3 separate regions of the Homo sapiens genome follow, and regions 1 and 3 are each linked to region 2. The links are chromatin loops, found by intact Hi-C in ENCODE. Cell type or tissue: gastrocnemius medialis. All regions are shown on one strand.

Region 1 (8,000 bases), 61 kb before region 2:
TCAATTTAGTTTTGAGAAAAAGTGTGTCTAAATGATATATCTAAATAGCATTAACTATCAAATATTGAACACACATATATTATAAAATTATATTTCACTCTCAGTTGGGTTACTGTTAATCGATAATTCAGGGGCGATTGTCTCCTTAATTGACTAATTCCCTTCGTCCTTTCGTCTTTCCTTCTTTCTTTTAAAAAGTGACAGATATAGGAGAATTATTGTCTTCTCTTTTTGAAGAGGATTCACTTCCAAGAAGTAAGAATATCCCACAGTTCTTAGAATTTATAAAAGACTGCAGGATTCGGTCACACCACAATGTCAACAACACAACATCCTTTAATGAGTGGGGACATGGAATTGGAGTTGGGGGATAAGAGGCTGGAGGGGGAGCTGTGATATTTCCAGAGTAGTGATATCACATTTAAACCCTTGAAATCTTCCTTATAAGATTACTGCAACAAATGTGTAAATATTTTCAGCAACAATGCAAATATATGGAAAACTATAATGATAAAGAGACAAAGAAATCTGTCAGGAATGCAGAGAGATGTACCCTGTGGAAGGATGCCAGGTGGCTAAGGAATAAAATCTGTTAATTTGAGGCTATTTAATACTATTCAGAAACTTCTCCAAGCAGTACTATGCTGTGAAGGAGAGGATAAAGTTTCCAGTCCATTGTTAAACGGTGACCGAAAGCAAAAAGTATTTTGACTGGAAGAGCGGGTCAGAAAGAAGAGTGTGCAGATGAAGTCAAACCATCCAGCGTCGGCAGGCTTGCAGGTGGCCTTGACCTGGAGGCACCCCTGTCAGAAAGTAACCAAATCTAGGAAAAGGAAAGGTGTGCTGGCGTCGAGGCTCCAGGGCTCAGCAGCAAAGTGAACCCCAGTTGTTTTAGCTTGAGCCTAGCCCTCCCTCTACCAAGGCTGAAAGTTAAGGCAGTTCCCCAACCCTAGGACCCAGCTTGGGCCCTGTGTCCCCTCTCACCAAAGTCCAGTAGCTGCTTCATGGACAGCGGGGACGGGCTGTAGCGCGAGAAATGCTCCACCTCTCGGGGCACCAGGCCGGCGCCGTTGAGCGAGCCAGCGCTGCGCAGCACGAAGCGGGCCGCCTTCATCTTGACGCCCACCCGGCCTGGCGGGGACTGTGGCTGGCTTGAGGGGCGAAGGCTGCTCGGAGCAGAGCCTGGTTCCGAGGGGGCGCGGCGCGTCCGGGCGAGGACTGCAGGTGCGCTGGCTGGCTTGTGCGCCCCGGCCTGGGCTGGGGTTTGAGGGTGCCGCGGAGTGAAGAGTCTGGGCAGAGTCGGAGATGCAGTGGTTCGAGATTCAAGTTCAAGTCTTCCCACCAGCCGCCGCCGCCCGAGGTTTTATTTGTCTCCCCGCACTCTCCCCCCGAGTCCCAAACAGGAGGAGTCACTGGAACTTGGAAACGCGTCCTGAACTCCAGGTCGCGCCAATCAGATCAGAGAAAGAACTATGGGCTCCGCCCCTCCAGCCGCGGTCATCACAGAATGGCCTGGCACGGTGACCACGGAGTGCCCTGGCACCGGTGCCCGCGGCTGTGACGGAAAAAGGGTGGGAAGAACAGGGAAGAGGAAGCAGAAACAGGTATCTGGGGCAACGTGGGCTTAAGATTAGCCTCTTGGGACGGGGCTCCGAGTCGCGTGGGCTGGGGTCCCGCCCAGGCTCGCCCTTGTTTACAACTCGGAGGCTGTCTCAATGTCAAGTACTCCTGGCCACAAACTGTTTCCAAGAGTTTGGACTCCGCGTGCTCATTGGTCCTTGCTCAGAGCAGGGCTTTTACAGTAGCCAACAAGCTGCGTTCAAAAGTATGGGCTTCTCTGCCACTGGACAGAGAGAAAGGAATAAACAACCTAAAGACCTGCGCCCCCACCCCCACCGCCCCCTTTTCTTCAGAAGAGACCGGCACATGGCAGGAACTGTACGTTCCTTTTGCTGAGACTTGAGGGGCTGCCCAGATACATTTACTTTTTCCTGTGGTAATAAAAGGCCATCAATTCGTTCTTCTCCGGCAACACATTCTTTCCGTTAGGTTTAGTTCTGTTAATTAAAAACAAAATTAAAAAGGGATCAATTTGTCAGTTTGCCTTACCTTTTGCGGTGATCAGAGAATTTGTTCACTCTGCCCTGTACGAAATGTCCTTACTCCAAATCTTTACCTAAGACATTCCATTCTACCCTCAAATGTCTGGCACAAGCTGTCTGCTGCAAAAGGTCTTCCTTGATTACTTCTCCTCACTTCTTCCAAATAAGGCCTTGGTCTTTCATGGTACTATTCTATAGCTATTTATGTTTTTATATTATCCCTCTCTGACTCCCCCCTTTCCTGAAAGAGATCAGGGTAGGGACCCTGTCTGATGCAGCTTTGTGATTCCTACTTTTTCACTACTCAATATTTATTAAATTAATGACAGTGGTTGAGACACATTACCCTGTCATACTAACCTCCTTTTCCTCTCCCGACACTCTAAAAGGACTAGGGAATGAAGCCACCGTGTTTGGGAAAGTTGGGAGTAAGAGAGTTGGTTACAAATGTAATAGAATGGGAATTTATGAGGTGTTAAAAATGATAGTTTGTTATAAAAAACCTTTTTGGCCTCCTCCCCCTGCGTTTATTTTATTTTAATTAATTAATTAATTACTTTATTTATTGAGACAGAGTCACACTGTCTCCCAGGCTGGAGTGCAGTGGTGCCATCTCGGCTCACTGCAACCTCGGCCTCCCAGGTTCAAGCGATTCTGCTGCCTCAGTCTTCTGAGTAGCTGGGATCACAGGCACACGCCACCACACTCAGCTAATTTTTTCTATTTTTGGTGAAGATGGGGTTTCTCCATGTTGGCCAGGCTGGTCTCAAACTCCTGACCTCAAGTGATCCACCCACCTCGGTCTCCCATAGTGCTGGGATTACAGGAGTGAGCCATTGCGCCCAGCCTGCCCTGCATTTATAAGCAGAACGGGCAACTCTGAAAGTCATGAGTGATCCTAGGCTCTGCTGTCATCCTTTGCCCTCTTCGTCTAGGAGACTGCATTAAATCACAGGACAGATTTCCAATTCTATCTCTAGCACAAACTTTCTTCCAAGAGCCAGATTCTCCTATTCAATTGCCTATTTGGTTTCTCCATTTGGATGTCTAATAGGTATCAATTTTGCTTCTCTAAAATCAACACCATTATGAGGGATCTGAAACAGTCCTGGCAAACCCTGTGTCAGTTATGTGGCCTGTTTGGAGGCACCATATTAGCTCTCCTACTATTTCTCCCATTGTCTATACATTACCTATAGATGGTCGAGAATTTGAGACTTCCTGTTATGACCAAATATTTTTTTCAGACCTTTGAGAAACAGCTATGTGAAGACATGCAATATTTATGATCTTCCAATGAAGAGGATGGGGCCTGGGTTCTTAGAGAATATTCAAGGATGATCCAAGTATAGACTCTAGCAGTTGCACTTGAGTGGGACAGAAAAACAAAAAAACCAAAAACACAACAGCTCAAGCACTTATCTTAAGCTGAAACAGCTGTGGGAATATGGGCAAGTTCCAAATTGCATCTCCACTTGTAGACAGGTTTTGATGCCACTATTATTTATATTTTTGTACTTGGAATCCTTTATTAAATATTTGCATAGCTTGATGCAGCAACGAAATGTGTTCAAGTAGCCAAAAAACTGAATAAGACTCTCTTTGATGAAGCAAGTAAATTTAAGGTAAAAATCCCTTCTTTTTCTTAGATTGGGTCTTAAGAACATAAGTAAAAGTAAAGCATGCATTTGCTTTTCTCACTGTATATGGAACCTGGAATAAGCAAAAATATATATTACAAAGAATTATACTCTGATTTTCAGAGGAAAGGCAATGGAAATTATGCATTACAGGCAAGTCTAATTTAGGAAAGTCCCATGTCCCTAAGTACATTGATTGCCCAGCCTAGCTTACCCAGCACTACTATTCTATGTGCTGTGGGCTGATTAAAGATCAGGTGAAATCATATGATGTTCACAGAGATGACCTAGGGCTAAATGTGAACTGAGGTTGCCAAAATTTTGTCTCTATGTCATCCCTTCTAATAATATTTATGAAGTTACTCTCACAGTGCATTGCATTCTTCTGTGTCATTTCTGTATGATGGGAACTGTTATTATAATTGGCAGCATTCATGATAGCTGGCCTAGAAAGGTCAGGTCAAGTTGTTTACCCAGTTGGCTAAGATGCTATGTATTACCATGATTAGAGAGTGACCTGGGAAAAGAGTGGCACTTCTCTTCTCAGGTTGAACACAAATCTTGGAGGTGATCCAGTTGGGACAGAGGTGAAGCAAAAATATTATTTGGGGGCAATGGATATGACAAATCCATGCATTCATTTGAGTAAAAGTAAACCATGAGAAGACTATTAAATGACTAATGCTAAGGAATAGAAGAAGTAATCAAAGCTGTTCCCTTGCATACAATGCTGAACATCCCTGCTTGAGATACCTGGTTCCTAAAATTTTCAGTGGCACCTTACCTAGCATTAAATAAGTTCTGTCCAGCTTGCCTGGAAAAAATCTAATAACAAAAGGCCACGGGTAGAACTTTGAGAATGCAAGTCACACTTTTTCCAGAGGGTGGGGGATGGCCAATTTGATAAAATCCATCAGATCCCTTAAAGGGAAGTCTATACAATTTTTCCACCTCAGGATCGTATTCCAAGGAAGCAATTTAAAATGCCCGTAACAGGAACTCTGAAGACATGATGGAAAGATTAACAGACTTGACCATAGAATATTAAAGTTAAAATATGAACAGCAGACTTGGAGAACATATCTACAGAATACGTAATAGACAAATGATGATTTAAGAGATGGCTGTTTCAGTAGGGAACCATTCGGTCATGATCTATTCCCTCATGGAGATGATAGACTTGTGGGGGAAATTGGCATTACAAAAGCATATGGCCAATAAGCCTATACATTAAGATAGGACAAGGGCTAAGAAGAAAATGATTGTGAAGAGTGTAATAGGCTGGAACTACCTTAGATTTGGTGGTCAAGGAAGGTCTTCTTGAGTAAACGACAATTAAAAGAAATGGAATGAGCTTCTATTGGGGATGAGAGGGAATACTGGTGAAAGCATATTGGTGAAGCTACTGGGAAAAGCAGGATCTAACCCACAATTTGGTCTCTGATGTTTCTTATAGTTACTGTTAACCTAGAGGATACTAGGTGCCAGGAGCTGGACTGGGTGCCCTGATGGGTGCAAAAGCGTCTGCTCTCATGCACCTCAGATTATTAGCTGATGATGGAAAACAATAACTAATTATTTTTAATTTATTAGATTTTCATTTAATCCTCAGGGCAAAATGCTATAATTAAATGCATTTAAAAAGCAGCCCATAAGAAAGGTTCACGCCATGGGCAATGCTGGTTGTGGTGGTATTGGTGGTAGTAGTGATGGTGCCAGACAGTGGATATGTTAAGGGTGATCTGGGGTGTTTGGAGGAAGAGCTATGTTGGGGATCAGGAAATGCTACTAGAATTGGCATTTGGGATGGCTGTAGAAAGATGAGCAAGATTTTGGCAAATAATTGGTAGACAGTGGGGAAAAATGTCCAAGACTGAGTAAAAGCACAGATGTAGGAGCTAGAGATACATTGGAGAAATAATGACTAGTTTCACCTGGCTGCTGTCTAGAGTACCCTAAGGGCAGAAGGAAAGGAAGATTCAGTTATCTCATGAAAGCCTGAAATGCTAGTATGAGGTCTATGAGATTTCTAGAGTAAGCAGCAGGGAACTGTTGAAGCCTTTAAATCAGGGAGCAATGTGTTTTCTGTTTAAATTTGTTAGCAGTTAAATAATTCTACTAAACTTTATTGAACACCTACTATGTACTAGGCACTGTGATTAATGCTGAGGACATAAAGATGAAGAAGGCATAGTTTGTCTTCAAAGACGGGAGACAGACATGAAAATAATCTAAAAAATAGAATGTGGCATATATGGTATGTGTACTGGGGGGACAAGCAGCAGCCAGGGGAGGCTTCCTTGGAGGAAGTCATAGGTCATCTGACTTATAAAGGTGGAGCAGACATTCATAGGCAGACAAAGAAGAAAGGCATTGGAGCAGTGAGGAGAGGGAACGAAAAGAGCCATCTGTTGGTAGTATCTCTAGGCTTTGTCAAATCTGTTAATGAATAATTTTTTAAAGTTCTCTAATATTCTAAACCTGTGCTGCTGGGAGGAGGTGATTTTATTGATAGAAGCAGGGAAGTCAAAAGCGTCAGGAGAAAAGGATAGGTTGACTAAGGAAAGACCAGTAGTGCAAGTGACGGGTTTGTCTGGGAACACCTTGAGTTAATGAGAAACTGTAGGAGAGTCATGACTAATTACCGTGAAGGGAAGATGAGAACTCAAAGGCTAATAAGCCTTTGCTGAGAAGTGAAGATAGATGGGTGAGATTCTGTCCCCAGTTTCTTTATACAAGGCTCCCCTCTCCTATCAGCCTACAGCTATATCTTACCTTTTTTCTGTGCACAATATTCCTTCTGGGGCAGCTCTTTGTTTCATTCTTGGCCTCCTTTTACTTATCAAGGCCAAAATCTTTTCCCTACATCATAGCAAATGGGTTCATTCTTCTTTTTGCACTTGCGGCTCCAGTCTTATCTGGAAAGAAAAGGAAGCAAATCCTGAAGCTAGCACATCTTGACTTTTTGTGGAAAGAGAAGAATTTTGCATCAGTTTCAAATATAGGTTAAGCATTCTTTTTCCCCCTGCAAGGAATTTCTCAATTGTGTTTGACGTTTGCTTTTATAAAATAGTAAGGAAAGGTGAATAAAGGAAATGAAAAAATAACCGAAGAAGGAAAACAAATGTGTACTATGCCTATAAAAGCATGCTCAAACTAATGAGTGAATGGGAAAATAAAAAGTAAAAAGATAATAAGCCACGATTGTTCTAACAGTAGACTGGCAAATAAAGAAAAGATTGCTAATATCTCCTTGGCAAGGCCTGGGGAAATGAACACTCTCCTATATTATTTGTGGGGGTGAAATTGGCAAATTTTTGTTGGAAGGCAATTGGCAGAATCTATAGAAATTTTAAAGATAGCTACCCCATGTCTCAGCCATTTCACTTCTGGCAACTTATCCTACACTTTTACTGACAGAGAGAATAAAGATAGATGTACAAGATTGTTCATTGTAGCATTACCTGTAAAAACAAAAATTGAAAAGTAACTTGTTTAGCCAATAATCCATAGTGTAAATAAATGATACACCCATGCACTACACTATGCAGCTGATATAATGAATGACATAGATTTTTGTAGCAGCTTTGAGGTCTGCCCTGAGATTTCTTTTAAGGAAGTGCTTGCCGTTAGTTGCAAGGAATGAAATTAGCTAACAGCCTTCAGCTACAGAAACTTTGGGATCCAGACAGCATTTGAGCTGACGCCACGCCCTTCTCAGGCAGCCCCCACAGTGAAGGAGGAGGATCTAGAAGGGCCTGGCCATTTTTCCTCAATGTAGGATCCCTCTGATGGGAATTCTTTGTCTGGAGACCCGAGCTGAGACTTTGTCAGATTGGCATCTCTGTCCCTGCTCAATGCTGCTTTCCATGCTCCCTTTTCTATCACAGACATCATAGCCTGAAATCTTTCCACACCCAATACTGCTTCCTATACCCCTTAGCCTTTCCTGATCTCATTGAGGTTACCATTTTACTTTCCTTCGTTCTTCTTATGTCTTTTCTTCCCCTCTTATCCAGCATGGACTCCATGAACCAACATTATAATTAGGCTCTTGGGAAAACCCTTAATTCTCTCTCTCTCTGTTACATTCACTTGGCAAATCTAATTAAAACTACTCTAGTTAAACCCACTAAGCCTTAGTTAAAACCATTCTAAATATATGGCCTGATGCGGTGGCTCATGCCTGTAATCCCAGCACTTTGGGAGGCCGAGAAAGGTGTATCACGAGGTCAAGAGTTCAAGACCAGCATGGCCA
Region 2 (8,000 bases):
AGCATGTCTCATATTATTGGTTAAAACACACTTTTCAAATATTTGCCAATTTCTTAGACCTCCTTTTTAGTGCAGATAACTTCTACACTAAATAAATATTATTTATTTACTAACACAACACCTAGTATTACCTGAGGATTTCACAATCCAAATTCAAGTTTGAAGTCAGAATAACTTTGAGTGTGGGTAAAGAAAAATGGAACGAAAGAGTAGTAGGCAAGAAACAAAAGAATACAAAAATAAGTTCAAACATTTTCCAAGTGCCCTTTATAGGCAACACTCTCAAAAGATATAGAAAATATTGAAATTTGAAATAGTTCACATTTTCCAGGCAAAACTTTAATTCAAATCAGAATATACTTACAAACAAGCAAAAAAAATATAGCTGAAGAAATGTAATTTTGTTGTATTAAGCCCCGCTGCAATTAAGTGTTATTGAAAACATTATAAGGAACATCTCTGCAGGGTCAGAATAAGCAGCTATAGGTGTCATTAACAAAGAAATAAAATCATGCTTTGTTTTTATCTCTTTTGCCTCCTGCATGAATACATTAATTAATTAACAAAGTACTTCTGAGAATGTAACTTAAGAGGAGCAGAGGGTAGGGTTTTGGCCAAACATGTCAACTCCTGCAGTTTGTCCTTTGACTTTTATAATTTCACTCCTTTGGATTCTAAAGTTACTTTTTTATTGCTTTATCATTTTTCTAGATTTTTAAGTACCTCTCAGAAGCATTAAATTTGAGTATCTATCATGACTTATTATGTAACCACTAGAGGATTAATTGCTAGAGATCTGAGAGTGAGATTCTAGGACCATGAGATTGCAGAGAACGTTTGATAGGAAAGATCCAGAATGTACATTCAGGTGGCTTGGATAAAAATCTTGGCTGCACTCCTTTCATTGAGCATTGGCTTTCTAGTCTTTGAAAGGAGGTTGATTATAATGTCTTTCTTGTCTATGTCATGAGGATTTGTATAAAATGACACTGCAATTAACACATGCTACTTTGTTACTTGGTGCTTTTCCAGAGGTCAGAGTCAGGAAGGTAAAGAAAGAATAAAGTAAAAAATAATGTTAGTTTCTGACTGTTTTGCCCAAGACTTGCTCGCAGGGCTTATTTTGAGCTCAAAAGTGCAAGATAAATTTAAAATGTGGTTTCTGTATGAAATTTTACTGGAAGGAGAGCTGTCTTTAATTTATCCATCAATCCATCCATCCATCTAACCAACAATTCCACAAATAATTACCCAGCACCTATTCCCTGCCAGTTGAGGAAAGAACAGAGACTGATTAAAAACCTACCATCCATCCAGCAACTCACAGTCTAATTTTGGGAGTCCCGCAGTTATAGATTATATTATCTTCATTCATTGAATTTTCTTCTATTTCACATTTTCAATCTACTGTTTACCATAATTTACAGGCTCCTAATTGAAGATGACTTTCTCTCTTGAAAAACCTAAGGTCTCCTCAGACCATAAGAGATATAATTTTTATGAAAGAACCTATAAAATTATCTGACAAATTCTAAATTCTGAACAGGCATTCAGCCATGCATGCATGTATTTATCATTTATTTCTTTGGTGTGAGTGGCATGAAAACAGCACAAGTATATGACATTTGAGGATGTATGGCCATGTGGTCAGAGCCATGAAGATCACTGGAAAACAGTTTCTAAAAATCAGTTGATACCTTTCATTTCAATGTATCTTAAAGTGCTTACACAAAAGTTATAGTAAGTTTATTTTCAAAAACTATTTTAGGCTGGGTGCAGTGGCTCACACCTGTAATCCCAGCACTCTGGGAGGCCAAGGTGGGTGGATCACGGAGTCAGGAGTTCGAGACCAGCTTGGCCAACATGGTGAAACCCCGTCTCTATTGAAAATACAAAAATTAGCTGGGCGTGGTGGTGCACACCTGGATTCCCAGCTACTCAGGAGGCTGAGGCAGGAGAATCGCTTGAACCCAGGAGGTGGAGGTCACAGTAAGCCAAGATTACGCCACTGCACTCCAGCCTGGGCAACAGGTCAAGACTCCGTCTCAAAAATAATTATTTTAATTACAAAAAATTTCAAATGAATGCTACACACTGATCTTAGATGGCTGTTTCAAAACACTATGTGTAAACCTAATACATCACAATTTTATGCAGTTTGAAGAACCTTATTTTGGTGTTTTCTTCTTTCACTTCACATTCTCTTCACCTAGTCTCAAGCTTCATTTGAGATAGTAAGACAAAAATTTTATAAAGCAACATAATTAGTGGAATGTTTTTTGTCTGCCTTTTTGCATAGTGAGAAATATTAGAAAAAGAACTATAGGAGGAATGAGAAAATTTCTGTGAACTTGCTCAAGTCATTTAACCCCTCCGAATATCTGTAGAAATGGCAGTAAGCGTAATTTGCCTGCTTACTCCTTGAGATTGTTGTGAAGATCAAATAAAATCATACATGAGAAGTTTATGGGTTTTGTTTGTGCTTTTTTTTTTTGGGGGGGGGGGTACCAAATAAGTGTTAATGAAGTGTAAGATATTGTTATTTTATGATTAGTTGGCTTGGTGTCATATATGCTTCTTAGTCTGCTATTTTGTTCGATGTGTATCTTCCTCACTGTGCCCCTTTTAGAAGCTGCTCCATGGAATAGAAATCGATTTTTTAGTAATCATTATATCTAACTGTCTAATGAAGGTGTAGTATCATGTATTCTGGAAACTCTCCCCATCATGCCAAAAACAGAGAATAACCTTGCTATAAAGAGTGTCACTATTCACAGATTACCCGAAGATCCAATCCTGCCTCCTGTGCACAAGATGACTTATAGTGCATGCTATAATGAGAGGTTATAATGCTGCAATCAGGGAACAGAGATCCCACTTGCATTACAGAACAGGCCATACATAACTCTGTTCACTCTATGCACCATCTTCCTTTAATGGTCTGAATAATGTAGTAGCAGAACAGCAACAGAAAGTAATTTGGGAAATAAAACCAACCTGTTATTAAGGGATGCATAACACTGATAGTTGCCAAAGTATTCTTTATTCTCATTATATCTTTCTGAGACAGCCAGGTGAAAGGGGGTCCCTGGAAAAACTCCAACAAGCCTGCCCACTGAGGTGGAGCCTCGGGAGGTTCGCACCCTTTGCAGCGGGGAAGAGCCTGGCCCCGCCTCTTCCTGTGTGGAACCTGGTATTCCAATGGCGGGGGGAAGGGCTCTAGCAGGGGACTCTGGCCTTAAGGCCGTGTTCACCCCCCCCTTCCCCGCCTTTTCACCCCATAAAACCCAGCCTTACTTACCCTTTAAACCTTCTGTGAGTCCACATTATTTATTTTTTAGTATACTTTAAGTTCTAGGGTACATGGGCACAAAGTGCAGGTTTGTTACATAGGTATACATGTGCCATGTTGCTTTGCTGCACCCATCAACTCATTATTTACATTAGCTATTTCTCCTAATGCTGTCTGTCCCCCATCCCCCTACCCCACGACAGGCCCCAGTGTGTGATGGTTCCCCACCCCGTGTCCCAGTGTTCTCATTGTTTAGTTCCCACCTATGAGTGAGAACATGCGGTGTTTGGTTTTCTGTCCTTGTGGTAGTTTGCTGAGAACGATGGTTTCGAGCCTAAATCTTTATGGCCACGGGACAGACAAGAACCCAGTCTTTAGCTAAACTAAGGAAAAGTCCTGCAACATTTCTGTAAAAGAAATTAACAGCAATACCTGATATATGAATGCTATGTTGCAATTTATAAAGGGTTTTAATGAAATATACTTTAATTCTCATGACATATTAATAAAATAGAAGGGCAGAGTCTCATTTTAATTTTATAGAAAGAAATTAGATTTTTAAAAATAGGCTAAAAAACTTGTTCAAGATTATATACCTTGTTAGTAATAGTTGTGAATCAAACTCAGGGCTTTGATTCAGTGATTTTATTTTCCCTCAGCAAACATGCTTTAAAAGCATACACGACATTGCAAATATCCTGGATATCCATTAACTATACATCTGAGAGTTCTTCTGGTTTGAAATAGAGGAGATTCTAGAGTCTCTCCACCAATGGTATAACAAACACACACAATCTTGAGCAAATGAAAAAGAAAGAAACCAGAATGCCACACAAAGTAAAAACATCCACATATTTATTAAAACACATTCAGTCAAAAGTCAAGACTCCTGTCATTGGATGTATATCAGTTCATTGGGTAAAGTATCGAAATTGTATACATCTTTTCAGTTATTGTTTATTCCTGTTATGCAGGTGGTACAAAATGTACTCATTTTATTTTTACAGGGAAAGTTGCAGAAGATTTGCTTTGACCTCAAAGTACATTCTTTGTTTCCCTGGTGATAAAGACCTCAGTCATAGGACAACTGGGTAAACTGAAGTAGCCAATTCTGCAAAGGAAGGTGGACTTTGCTTTCCAGTTCAGGATCTTTTATTACTGGTACTATTAAGGCAATCTTGGCAAAGTCTCATTCATATTTATTTATGAACTGTGTTCTTGGCTAGATAAGAGGGTACACTGTCACAAGGCAAGGCAGCAGCACTCCTTTTATGACATCAGAGAGGTCTTTGCCAATGGCTCTGTTGCATGCTTACGTAATGTAAAATAGTAGGCACATAGTTGAATGAAGGCTCAGGCGGAGAGGATCACTTTTCAAAGATTGTAAAAGAAGTTACGTGGATAGTGTGTGTTATGCAGCAAGGTACATTGTCCTTATTTTCATATTATGCTGTATCCAAATGGCATAAGTAAAATGGAGCTTTGGCAATTATATAGCTAATGTGATCGATGTTAATGGACAATCTGGTTAATTTGGCTTTTAAAAGTAGATTTTAGCAAGAAGTGAAATGTCAAGAGAGCACTTAAATGAATTTCCTTCGATTTTTAAGTTAAATTGCAGTCGCTGACTTTATTTTCCAATTATCATATGATGTTTCAATAGTATTGTTCCAATAATAACACTTTGTTCTTAAAGAGTCCCTTGCAGTCAATTAATTCAAAGTACATTCGGGTGTATATACAGGTTATCAGTTGACATCCAGCTTTATGAAACATATGTGAGCTGCAAGCAATTGGTAACTGCTACTTTCAAGCATTGGTAACTGCTACTTTCACTGTCCTTATTCTTCTCTGCACTGTACTCACAGTGCTTTCTAATATCCTTGGGCAATTATATATATTATATATATAAAATATATACACACATGCATACATATGATATATAATTCTTCATACATTTAGAGAGATACAGTTTTAATACTCCTTAATTTGAAAGTATTAAGCTAGGCCTTCTTTCATTGTTGGACTGCATTGCTTATTTTTCTCAAAATGTCAATTCACACATTTAAATGAATATTTATTAGCCACATGTTAATTTTATGCAGAGAACTAGGTTTTAGGTTCACTCATATGAAACTGCCAATGTATAAACACTTTTGACCTATAAATCTTCTATTTTGTGAAAAGGAAGATTAGATAGCAGCTACTTTGTATTGTGTGACTTAAATCTCCCTATCTTTTTTTTTTTAAGATTCCACATTTAAGTGAGATCATGTGATCTTTTTCTTTCTGTCTGTGGCTGATTTCACTTAGAATAATGCACTCCAACTTCATTCATATGGTGATTGGCAGGTGGTAGGTTCTCCTCCATTTTTAAAGCTGAATCATATTCCACTGTGTATATGTATATCATATTTTTCAAGGCTGAATAATATTCCATTGTGTTTATGTATATATCACATTTTCTTTGTCTATTTTTCCATCGATGGCCACTTAGGTTGTTTTCATACATTGACTACTGTGATTGAATGTACAACACGAGGACTATAGTTAATAAAATTGTATTGTATTAAGAACTTTTAAAAATAAGTAGATTTTAGCTGCTCTTGTCACAAAAAAGTAACTATGTGAGATGATAAAATATGTTAATTTGCTTCACTATAGTAACTATTTTACAATCTATATGTATCCCACAACATCATGTTGTGAAACTGAAATGCACACAATAATACTTGTTTTAAAAAATAAAGGAAGGCTAAGATGAAGAAGAAATACTTTTTTGGAGGAAGTGAAATTTAGAATTTGGCATGATTTAGCATTACATTTCAAGGAAGATTCAGTAGGGAGACTCTTTCAGAACATAAATGGAATGTACAAGAGTATAGAGGTAGGAAAAATACAAAGTGTTCAGAAATTTGCAAGTTGTTAAGTTGGCCTGATGCCTGTGTGGTGTGGGCTACAAACCTGAAAGAAAGCATCAGGGTAGATGATGTAGGGCAGAAGTGACAGCTGGTTAAGGAGTCTGAGTTTTTTCTACCGAGCCATGTGAATTCATGGAGGGTTTCTGAAAAAGGGAGCTCAATGATGGAGGCAATGCTCAGAATAGACCAAAGGTGGAAGATTACAGAGAAGGGAACCAGGCAGAAGGCGGTGGGGGCTCAGATGAGAGCTGACAAGATTGGGGGACATGAGTCCTGTGAGAGGAGCACTGTTAGGCATGGATTACACAGCATGAAGAACAACTCTTCATGTGACTCTACATGTTAAGAATGATGCCTGGGAAAATTGTGCTGTTTCATAGATGAGTATGACAAAAGGAGAAGCTGCTTTAAGAAAATACTGAGTTCAATGAGATGCAGGCAAATACATCCACAAGGAAGTATAGCTCAGAGATGATAAGTTAGCCCATGCCAGTGGCTGTCAGCAAACCAAGGGAGTAAATATTCAAATGAAAAAGTATGCCATGGTCAGAAATCTGGACAATAACAACTTTTCAGGGTGAACGGAGGGTAAAGGATATGGAAGGGCTAGAAGATTCAGAAGACCACAAGGGACACTTCCATTTCTGAGACTAAAGCAAACCGGTAGGTTGGGACCAACCCCTCACAGAACTAAGCATTCTGTGTCAAATATAAATACCTTTCATAACTAAAAATTCTGGATCAAATAATTTTAAAAACTTAAAGACATCAAAGAACTGATAAGAGAGTATGGAATTATGAAGCCTGTGAAGAAAATGGGGACCCAGAGATGCAGTGCCATTGTCTCCCACAGCCTTTGTCAGTTTCTGCAACTGTGAACTTTGATTTTAACATCAAGTCCCAGGGCATGCCGAAATGGGAGAGTTAAAAAGGATCCCTCCCACATTAAGCTGAGATTCCAAATAGCCACACTATTATGATAAGGATGAGAAGAGGTGGACTCATCACCCACACCACCCAAAATAACCCAGGTGACTGTATTTGTGCTAAGCAAAGAAGGGAAATAAAATCTTTCCCGTAGAATCTGTATTTGTAAACTAGTCATTGTGAAGGTGTGCAGTCCTATTCACATCACCTAAGTAGTTCCAAAAATATTAAGCCATGAATGTAGTTTAATTTTAGTCTAAATTGGTCATAGGCTGGTAATGCCTCTAGCTTCTGTCATTAATATAAATACAAATGATTTCTGAAAGAAGGTATCTATTTGAGGCCTCAAAGATTCTCCACAAATAATGTTTCAAGGACAATTTCCAGCACACAGTCAAAAATGACAAAACACACAAGAAAACAAGCTACCATGAGTGAGAAGTGGCAGAAATAAAGCCATAAGACAACATAGATAAGAATTGTCAGCAAATATTTTTAAATAATTATATTCTATAAGTTTAACGAAGGAAAAGCTTGAAAATATCTGCAAATAGGAAACTGTAAAAAATTACACAGCCAATTTTTAAAATGGTCAAATATAACTTTTAGGAATAGAAACTATAATAACGATTAACTAAATGCACAGACTCTTGAAACTCATTAATAAGAAAATGAACAACCCAGTTAAAAAGTAAGCAGATTCAAAGCACTAAAAACACCAAATACTGGTGAGGATGTGAAGCAACAGGAATTCCATTTACTTCTTCTGTGAAGGAAAATTGGTATAGCCACTTGAATTAGAAGTGGAGCCTGAAGATATGACTGAATTGCTCAATCTCATGGTAAAATTTAACGAATGA
Region 3 (8,000 bases), 110 kb before region 2:
AGATCTGGGTATCAGGAAATGATTTTAGAACCATAGGTTTCTGTCCTGTGGTTACATAATCTGGAAGGAAAAAAACAACATTGCAGTTAGTTTCTCTCTGTGTAGCACTGAAATAGACAATTTCATTAGTAATTCCATTCATTCAATTTCCCTTCTTTCTTTCTTCCTCCCTGTTTTTCTTTCTGTCTCTTTCATATTCTCTCCATTTCTCTCTTCCCTTATTGTTTCTTGTTCTCATTCCTGGGTGTGGTTTTGTTTTTGTTTTTGTTTTGCTTCTTCGTGGCTAGGATCTCAGTGTGAGCATGTACTTATGTAGAGTAAATGTTGATATATTCTTAGGGTCTGTCAACAACTGGCAAGAATAGCATTTGTTGTCTTTCTAGCAATAGATTGCAGGTGAGAGATCAGGACCAAGCTAGGATTAAAAACTACCAAAGAGACAGGAGAAAAGCCTCCAAAATGAGATATGCATGTTTCTGCCCATCCCAGGCAATGCCAGAGAAGCCTAATCATGCCATCTGAGTCACAGGTGTCCCATGCACTTTTGCACATAGTCAGACATCTCCACCGGTATGGTCACAGAGTTGCTCCCTTCTGGAAAATCATAAAAGAATTAGTTATTGAGATAATATAGCTGAATAGGTAGCCATACAGAGTAATGCATAGAATCAGACATGCCAGAGTTGGAACTCCTCCCTGTCACTTAATATTTTCTGAGGCCCAGTTCCCACCTTTGTAACTAGGAGCAATAATTGTTTAGTACAATGTCAGGCACCTGGTTAACTTTTAATAAATTGCAATTATTATTATAGTCCCACCCTGCTTGAATTCTAGATTTCTGTAAGTGACTGACTTGTAGACCCTGCACATTCCACAAATGGTTAGACACACACATATCTAACAAAAATATGTGAGCATATGAATAGATATTCAGTGATATTCCAGTTGCAGCCCACTGAAGGAAATCTGCCCATTTGTAGACATGGGCCGCATCTAAATAAATTAATATGGGCCCTCTTTCAATGTGTAGATATTTGATTTAGTTTCCAATGATTCTTAAATATTTTTTTTTCTGCGTTGGAGCAAGGTTGACTCATTGAACATATGCTGTGTCTGTATCTTATTTTGATATTATGTGGTGCTTGAATTTGAGCTCTTCAGGGATGGCAAAAGTGGGGTGTGTTATTTTTTACACCTACGGCAGACAATAATAACCAACCAAAATATTCTCTCCTTTTGAGCCCAGACTCAGCCGCAGAGTTCTTCTCAGTACAGTGTAAGGACTGTTACTTCCAATTGCTTAGAGTTGATAGGCAAGGTGAAATACATTTGTCATCCTTGGATTTCATTCTCAATCCTCTCACAGGCTCTTGGTCTCGAATTGTATAAATAAAAAGCTGGATGGAGTTAGAAGGCAGGGCTGCCGGCACAGGATTTCACTTTTGGTTTTCTTTGGTCAGGAGAAGCATAGAATTTTGCCATTTATTCAACAAATATTTATTGAGCTGGACTCTGTACCTGCTGTGGATTCAAAGGTGAATAATGGCAAAGTCTTGGCCTTCATTGGGAAACTGATGAGTCTGCACATTCAGATACCTGGGGTGCTTTCAAAAATACCACTCCAATTTCCCACGTCCCCTTTTAAAAGCTTTAATAGGCGAATTAGGTTAAGTACCTCACTTATACTATGTTGTAAATGCCTGTCTGCCAGTCTCTACCACCAGGCTGTAACCTCCTTAAAAGAAGGAACTGTAATCTCTTCAGTTTTTTAAAAGATTAAGGTAAAATTTACCAATAGTGAAATACACAACTTTAAAATGGATAATTGTATGAATGATTACAAGTGTATATACCCTTATAATCAACACTTTAGTCAAGGTAAACAATACATTTATTACCCCAGAATATCTTCATGTATTCTTTTGTCTCTTTCTAGTAAATTCCTATCTCCCACAGGCAACCACTGTACTGTTTCTATCACCATGGGTTAGGTTTACTTGGTTTTGAACTTCACAAAAACAGAATTATACAGCATATATTCTTATGTGTTTGGCTTCATTCTCGTAACATAATATTTTGGAGATTCATCCATATTTTGCATATATTAGTAGTTTATACTTCTTTATTGCTTAATCGTGTTCCATCCTGTGAATATACCAAAATAAATATTTATGCATTCTCCTAGCGATGAAGATTTGGGTTATTTCCAGCTTAGGGTAATAATAGATGTGAGGGTTAGTTTTGTGTGTTAACTTGGCTAGGCTATGTGTATCCAGATATTTGGTTAAACATCAGTTTAGATGTTGCTGTGGAAATATTTTTTAGAAGTAATAAACATTTAAGTTAATAGGTTTTGAGTAAAGCAGATCACTCTCCATAATATGGGGTTTGTTCTCATCCCATCGGTTGAATGCCTTACAAGAAAAAGACTGAGGTCCCCTGAGAAAGTGGGAATTCTGCCTCCAGATTGTCTTCAGATTCATGACTGAAACATTAACTCTTCCCTGGGTCTCCAGCCTGCTGGCTTCCCCTGCAGATTTCAAACTTGTTAGTCCCTATAATCATCTGAGCCAATCTCTTAACATATTTTTTATCTCTCTTTCTATGTATATATAACCTACGGGTTCTGTTTCTTTGGAGAGTCTTGACTAATACAATGGATGAATATGCTGTAAACACTCTTGTTCAAATCTTTTTTGTGGGCATGTTTCCATTTCCCTTGGGCAAATATCTAGAAGTGAAATTCAAGGTCAGCCACTTTAATTTTACAAGAAAGTACCAAACTGTTTTCCAAAGTGATGTACATGTTTGCATTTCTACCAGCAATATGAGAGTTCCGGTTGCTGTCATTCTTGTCAATAGTTGGTGATGTAAGTCTTTTTAATTTTAGCCATTCTGATAGGTAAATAGTGATAAGTCTCTGTACTTTTCATTTGTATTTCTCTGAGGGCTAATGATGTTAAACAGCTTTTCACTTGCTTATTTGCTATTTGTGTATCTTCTTTGGTGAACTGTCTGTTGGAATAGTTTGTCATTTGTTCCCTTTGTATCTCAACTCCTAGCATTTAATAGTCACTCAGTGTATACTGTTTTAAGAATGAATGAATGTTATATTGTCCATCAGTGATTATTCCAAAATGATTACTAAACTTTTGTGTTATTATTTGTAATGCTTATAAAGTACTCAGCAATGGTACCTAACACATAGTCAACACCCCACAGTTGGTAGCTATTAGTGCCATCCCTATTTTGACTATGAGGAAATGAGGACTAGAAAAGTTATGTTAATCAAGGTCTAGTTACTAATTATCAAAATTGCTGCTGAAATCTGGACTTCTCAAATCTGTATTTCATGTTTTGAGTTTTTTGTTACCAGTAGCTTGACTAAGTATTAGATTAAGCATTAACTGTGTTGCTTCATTCATTTTTTAACTCTTATTTATAGCAAACCTGACATGGAAAATATAATGATGCTAATTCCTTTACATGCTTTAATTTATTTAATTCTTACTATAACCCTATGAGGAAAATACTATTATTTTTATTTTATGGACGATTAAACTGTAGTATAGACAGATTATGCAATTGCCTAGGATCTCACAGGTAATTAAAGGTAGAGGCAGGATTCAAACTCAATCACTTGCATACCAATGCCTGTGTGTTTTGCTTTGTTTTAAAACCATTATGCTATCCTGTTTCTTATGACAAAATTAATTTTGGACATGTTGATTTTGAGGGGCTTATGGGATAGCAGGATGGGGATGTCCAGTAAATCCCTGACACTTAGGAGAGAGTTACGGGAGGATGGGGATATAGAAAGAGAGTGCACTTGATAACTACAGTGCTAGACCATATTAAGAAAGTGGTTAAAGTGCCTGAAATATTGGAAGATGGAGGAATTTCACTAGATTCCATTCCAGAAAGTTCCATAGGAGACTCCATTTTTTTTTTTTTGAGATGGAGTCTCGCCCTGTCGCCCAGGCTGCAGTGCAGTGGTGCGATCTCCACTCACTGCAAGCTCCGCCTCCCGGGTTCACCCCATTCTCCTGCCTCAGCCTCCCTAGTAGCTGGGACTACAGGTGCCCGCCATCACGCCCGGCTAATTTTTTTGTATTTTTAGTAGAGACAGGGTTTCACCGTGTTCGCCAGGATGGTCTCGATCTCCTGACTTCGTGATCCGCCCGCCTTGGGCTCCCAAAGTGCTGGGATTATAGGCGTGAGCCACCGCGCCCGGCCGAGACTCCATTTTTAAAATGGATTTACGTTGTTCACAAGAACAGGTCTGTAATGATGAAATCTTACAGTCTGTTTTTAAGATACTCTAAAATATTTTGGTTGCTGTTTGTTATTAGACTCTGACAGGTGGACCTAGGTTGCCTGCCCAGAGGGTCTAGGAGCTCACAATTTCTCTAAAGACCCCTTTTCTGTTTACTGGAAACCCTAGGAGCTTCCTTAGGGGCTTGTCAGGCCAAGCTGACTAATCCTTCCTTCTGCTCAAATTTCACTCTTCTGAAAAGGGAGTTTGACGAGCAGGGAGTGAGTCACTAGCTCCAAGATGGCAGCAAGGAGCACTGGTGTTAATCTGTGTTATCTTAGTTCCCACAGGGTGAGTAATCATGCCTGGCCAAATCTCACTGGGCAAAACAGGTGCAAGTTTCCAAAGGAAGGCTTTGTGACCATAATAGGAGGTTAGCTGAAATCCAACCTGTATTTACTCCTTGCAACAGAATACTTTATGAACCATGGTTTACAGGAACATCCAGGTTCCCTAAAAATTTATCTCTTCCATGATGATGGAAACACAGCAACGTACACAGACTGGACCTGGGGACTATCTTAGCTTCTGAAGACTTGCACAGCAGGTCTAAAAGTCCAAGGCTGCCTCCTGACACTCCAGAGAGGAACTATGTGACACAGAGAGACTAAGCCAGGCCCTGCCCACAGGGTTGCACACACAAACATGTTTTCCAAGCCCTTTATACACTCAGCAGGGAACACGCCGTTCTCTCTGGGAGGTTGCCAGAAACTTATAAGAGAGTCTGATCAGTGCCAAGAATAGACAAGCAAGGCTTCTCTCCTGTCTCGGAAGGGGACACTGTGTGGTGCTGAGTTATTACCGCCCCTCTGTGCTCCTCTAGCCTTCAAAAGCAAACCTGAAACTGTTTCCCTGCACTTCTTAATCTCTTGATCAGTCGAAAAATTATTGCTGGAGCTCGCTATACCTCTTTGGGCACCTGTAATCTTGTTGTCCAAACCCAAATGCAAATATGTTCCCTCTGCTTGCATTTGTTTTGCATCTCAGAGACTCAGGCCGTGGATCTTTGAGGTAGAACCCAAGGAAAATAGTCAACAACTTTGTCCATTTGCCCAGGAAGAGTCTGAGTTGTTGCTGTTCCTCATTAGTCCTCTGCTTTAGCTTCAGCAAGGACGGCAAAGGTTACTTGAAATTCAGCCAGTGCAGGCAATGTTGAGAAAAAACTTGACTCTTCTCTTCCATGTACAGGATGTCTTTCCAACCCCTTCCCCAAAGTTTTCTTAAATCCTTGGTGTCTTCAACTTGGCCCCAGCTCTAAAATTAAATATTTACCATGTTTTTTCCTCTATAATAATACTGGGAAGAATCAACCATGCGTTTTTAAATAAAAGTCTCGCTTTTGTCACGCAGGCTGGAGTGCAATGGTGTGATCTTGGCTCACTGCAACCTCCAACTACCAGGTTCAAGCAATTCTCCTGCCTCAGCCTCCCGAATAGCTGGGACTACAAGCGCATGCCACCATGCCAGGCTCATTTTTGAATTTTTAGTAGACACACGGTTTTGCCTTATTGGCCAGGCTGGTCTCAAACTCCTCACCTCGGGACATCCACTCGGCTTGGCCTCCCTAAATGCTGGGATTACAAGCATGAGCCACTGCGCCTGACCAGTTTTTAAATAAAGCACTTTAAATGAGTTATTCACATATCCCTTGTATTTATATAGGGTACAGCTTTTTGTTTTAAAGCTGTTTGAATAGTTCTCCAAGTTTCTGAGACTCAACTGCTTTTTTGGCTTATGAAATTGCCATTAATCAAGATGCATTCATAAGGTATCAATTCCCTGAAATGTAGGTATTTAGTCCATTCTATCTATCCATGCATCTATCCATCTGTCCAATACTTTTTGTTTAAAGTCCCTAGAATAACCAACCAGCCTTTATATGACTGAATTTGAGAACCTACGGCAATTAACATGATAAATGTCACACAGATCCTTATTGTTTATTAAGCAACTGAAAATAGAAAAGCTCAGGGGAAAATAATACTTGTGAATGTCAGGGATTTTGCCATGGAGAGATTTCACCAACCATATGCAACCACAAAATATAGAATGTAAAACCCAGGCACAATAAGCTCATTCTAGGCTTAGTGTGTCCAGAATTGGTGGGTTCTTGGTCTCACTGACTTCAACAATGAAGCCGCGGACCCTCGCGGTGAGTGTTAACAGTTCTTAAAGGCGGCGTGTCCGGAGTTTGTTCGCTCTGATGTCCGGATGTGTTCGGAGTTTCTTCCTTCTGGTGGGTTCGTGGTCTCACTGGCTCAGGAGTGAAGCTGTGGACCTTCGTGGTGAGTGTTACAGCTCTTAAGGTGGCTCGTCTGGAGTTTCTTCCTCCCGGTGGGCTCGTGGTTTCGTTGGCTTCAGGAGTGAAGCTGCAGACCTTCGCGGTGAGTGTTACAGCTCATAAACGCAGTGTGGACCCAAAGAGTGAGCAGCAGCAAGATTTATTGCAAGGAGCAAAAGAACAAAGCTTCCACAGTCTGGAAGGGGATGACCGGGTTGCCACTGCTTGCTCGCGCAGCCTGCTTTTATTCTCTTATCTGGCCCCACCCCATCCTGCTGATTGGTAGAGCCAAGTGGTCTGTTTTGACAGGGCGCTGATTGGTGCGTTTACAATCCCTGAGCTAGACACAACGGTTCTCCACGTCCCCACTAGATTAGCTAGATAAACAGTGTCCACACAAAGGTTCTGCAAGTCCCCACCAGAGTCAGGTACCCAGCTGGCTTCACCCAGTGGATCCCACACCGGGGCTGCAGGTGGAGCTGCCTGCCAGTCCTGCATCGTGTGCCCGCTCTCCTCAGCCCTTGGGTGGTCGATGGGACTGGGCGCGGTGGAGCAGGGGACGGCGCTTGTCGGGGAGGCTCCTGCCACACAGGAGCCCATGGAAGGGAGAGGCTCAGGCATGGCGGGCTGCCGGTCCTGAGCCCTGCCCCGCCGGGAGGCAGCTAAGGCCCAGCGAGAAATCCAGCACAGTGCTGGTGGGCCGGCACTGCTGGGGGACCCAGTACACCCTCCGCAGCCGCTGGCCTGGGTGCTAAGCCCCTCATTGTCCCGGGGGGCAGGGTTGGCCGGCCGGCCGCTCCGAGTGTGGGGCCCGCCAAGCCCACACCCACCCGGAACTCCAGCTGGCCCGCAAATGCAGCGCGCAGCCCCGGTTCCCGCTCCCGCCTCTCCCTCCACACCTCCCTGCAAGCTGAGGGAGCCCGCTCCCGCCTTGGCCAGCCCAGAAAAGGGCTCCCACAGTGCAGCGGTGGGCTGAAGGGCTCCTCAAGTGCTGCCAAAGTGGGAGCCCAGGCAGAGGAGGCCCCGAGAGTGAGCGAGGGCTGTGAGGGCTGCCAGCACGCTGTCACCTTTCATTAGGACCTGCTAATTGGTTTCACATGTGTGTGGAACCATCCCAGGACTGGATTCCAATATGAGGAGAGAAATGGGTTATTTCACTGAAAGGTATGACTGAGTTAGACTGAAGAAACTCTTATATGACACTGTACTATGGCTTTAATGAGCATTAGTGTTAGGATGACATTTTGTTTAGAGAGATATTGATGGTAAAAAAGAAAAGGATTTGAACTCCAGTTCACCATTTCCTAAGCATGACCTTGAGCTATTCATTCACTCTATGTAGTCATTTAATAAATATTTATTGAGCCCTATATAGGCCAAGCACTCTGTGAGGTGATGGAAATT

The links. Peaks named below come from ENCODE experiments on the same cell type or tissue, not always from the same donor. Only the 100,000 strongest peaks of a DNase experiment are listed, where the experiment ranks them.
Region 1: a loop joins it to region 2, with 6 times the contacts of the local background. A loop is called at or near these places in 10 of 110 quality-filtered maps.
Region 3: a loop joins it to region 2, with 7 times the contacts of the local background. A loop is called at or near these places in 3 of 110 quality-filtered maps.

What each region holds. Positions count from the first base shown.
Region 1 is chr7:95,595,180-95,603,179 of GRCh38, forward strand. PDK4 (pyruvate dehydrogenase kinase 4) reads right to left here and starts at 1,337. Exons shown (of 11, transcript NM_002612.4): 1 at 985-1,337. The coding sequence starts at 1,114. It overlaps PDK4-AS1 (PDK4 antisense RNA 1), which reads left to right and starts at 1,500. Exons shown (of 3, transcript XR_001745287.3): 1 at 1,500-1,604. RefSeq lists a silencer at 618-912. In gastrocnemius medialis, no CTCF peak of the experiment used is centred here; DNase peaks (open chromatin) are centred at 1,652, 2,199, 3,962, 6,053 and 1 weaker place; H3K4me3 peaks cover 2,887 bases; H3K27ac peaks cover 6,676 bases.
Region 2 is chr7:95,655,689-95,663,688 of GRCh38, forward strand. It overlaps LOC105375409 (a long non-coding RNA gene), which reads left to right and starts at 4,629. Exons shown (of 4, transcript XR_927774.3): 1 at 4,629-4,715. In gastrocnemius medialis, no CTCF peak of the experiment used is centred here; DNase peaks (open chromatin) are centred at 3,166 and 4,583; H3K27ac peaks cover 2,528 bases.
Region 3 is chr7:95,545,361-95,553,360 of GRCh38, forward strand. LOC124901699 (a long non-coding RNA gene) reads left to right here and starts at 7,607. Exons shown (of 3, transcript XR_007060438.1): 1 at 7,607-8,000. It also overlaps a transcript of ASB4 not described here. In gastrocnemius medialis, no CTCF peak of the experiment used is centred here; DNase peaks (open chromatin) are centred at 4,561 and 4,991; H3K4me3 peaks cover 1,850 bases; H3K27ac peaks cover 6,785 bases.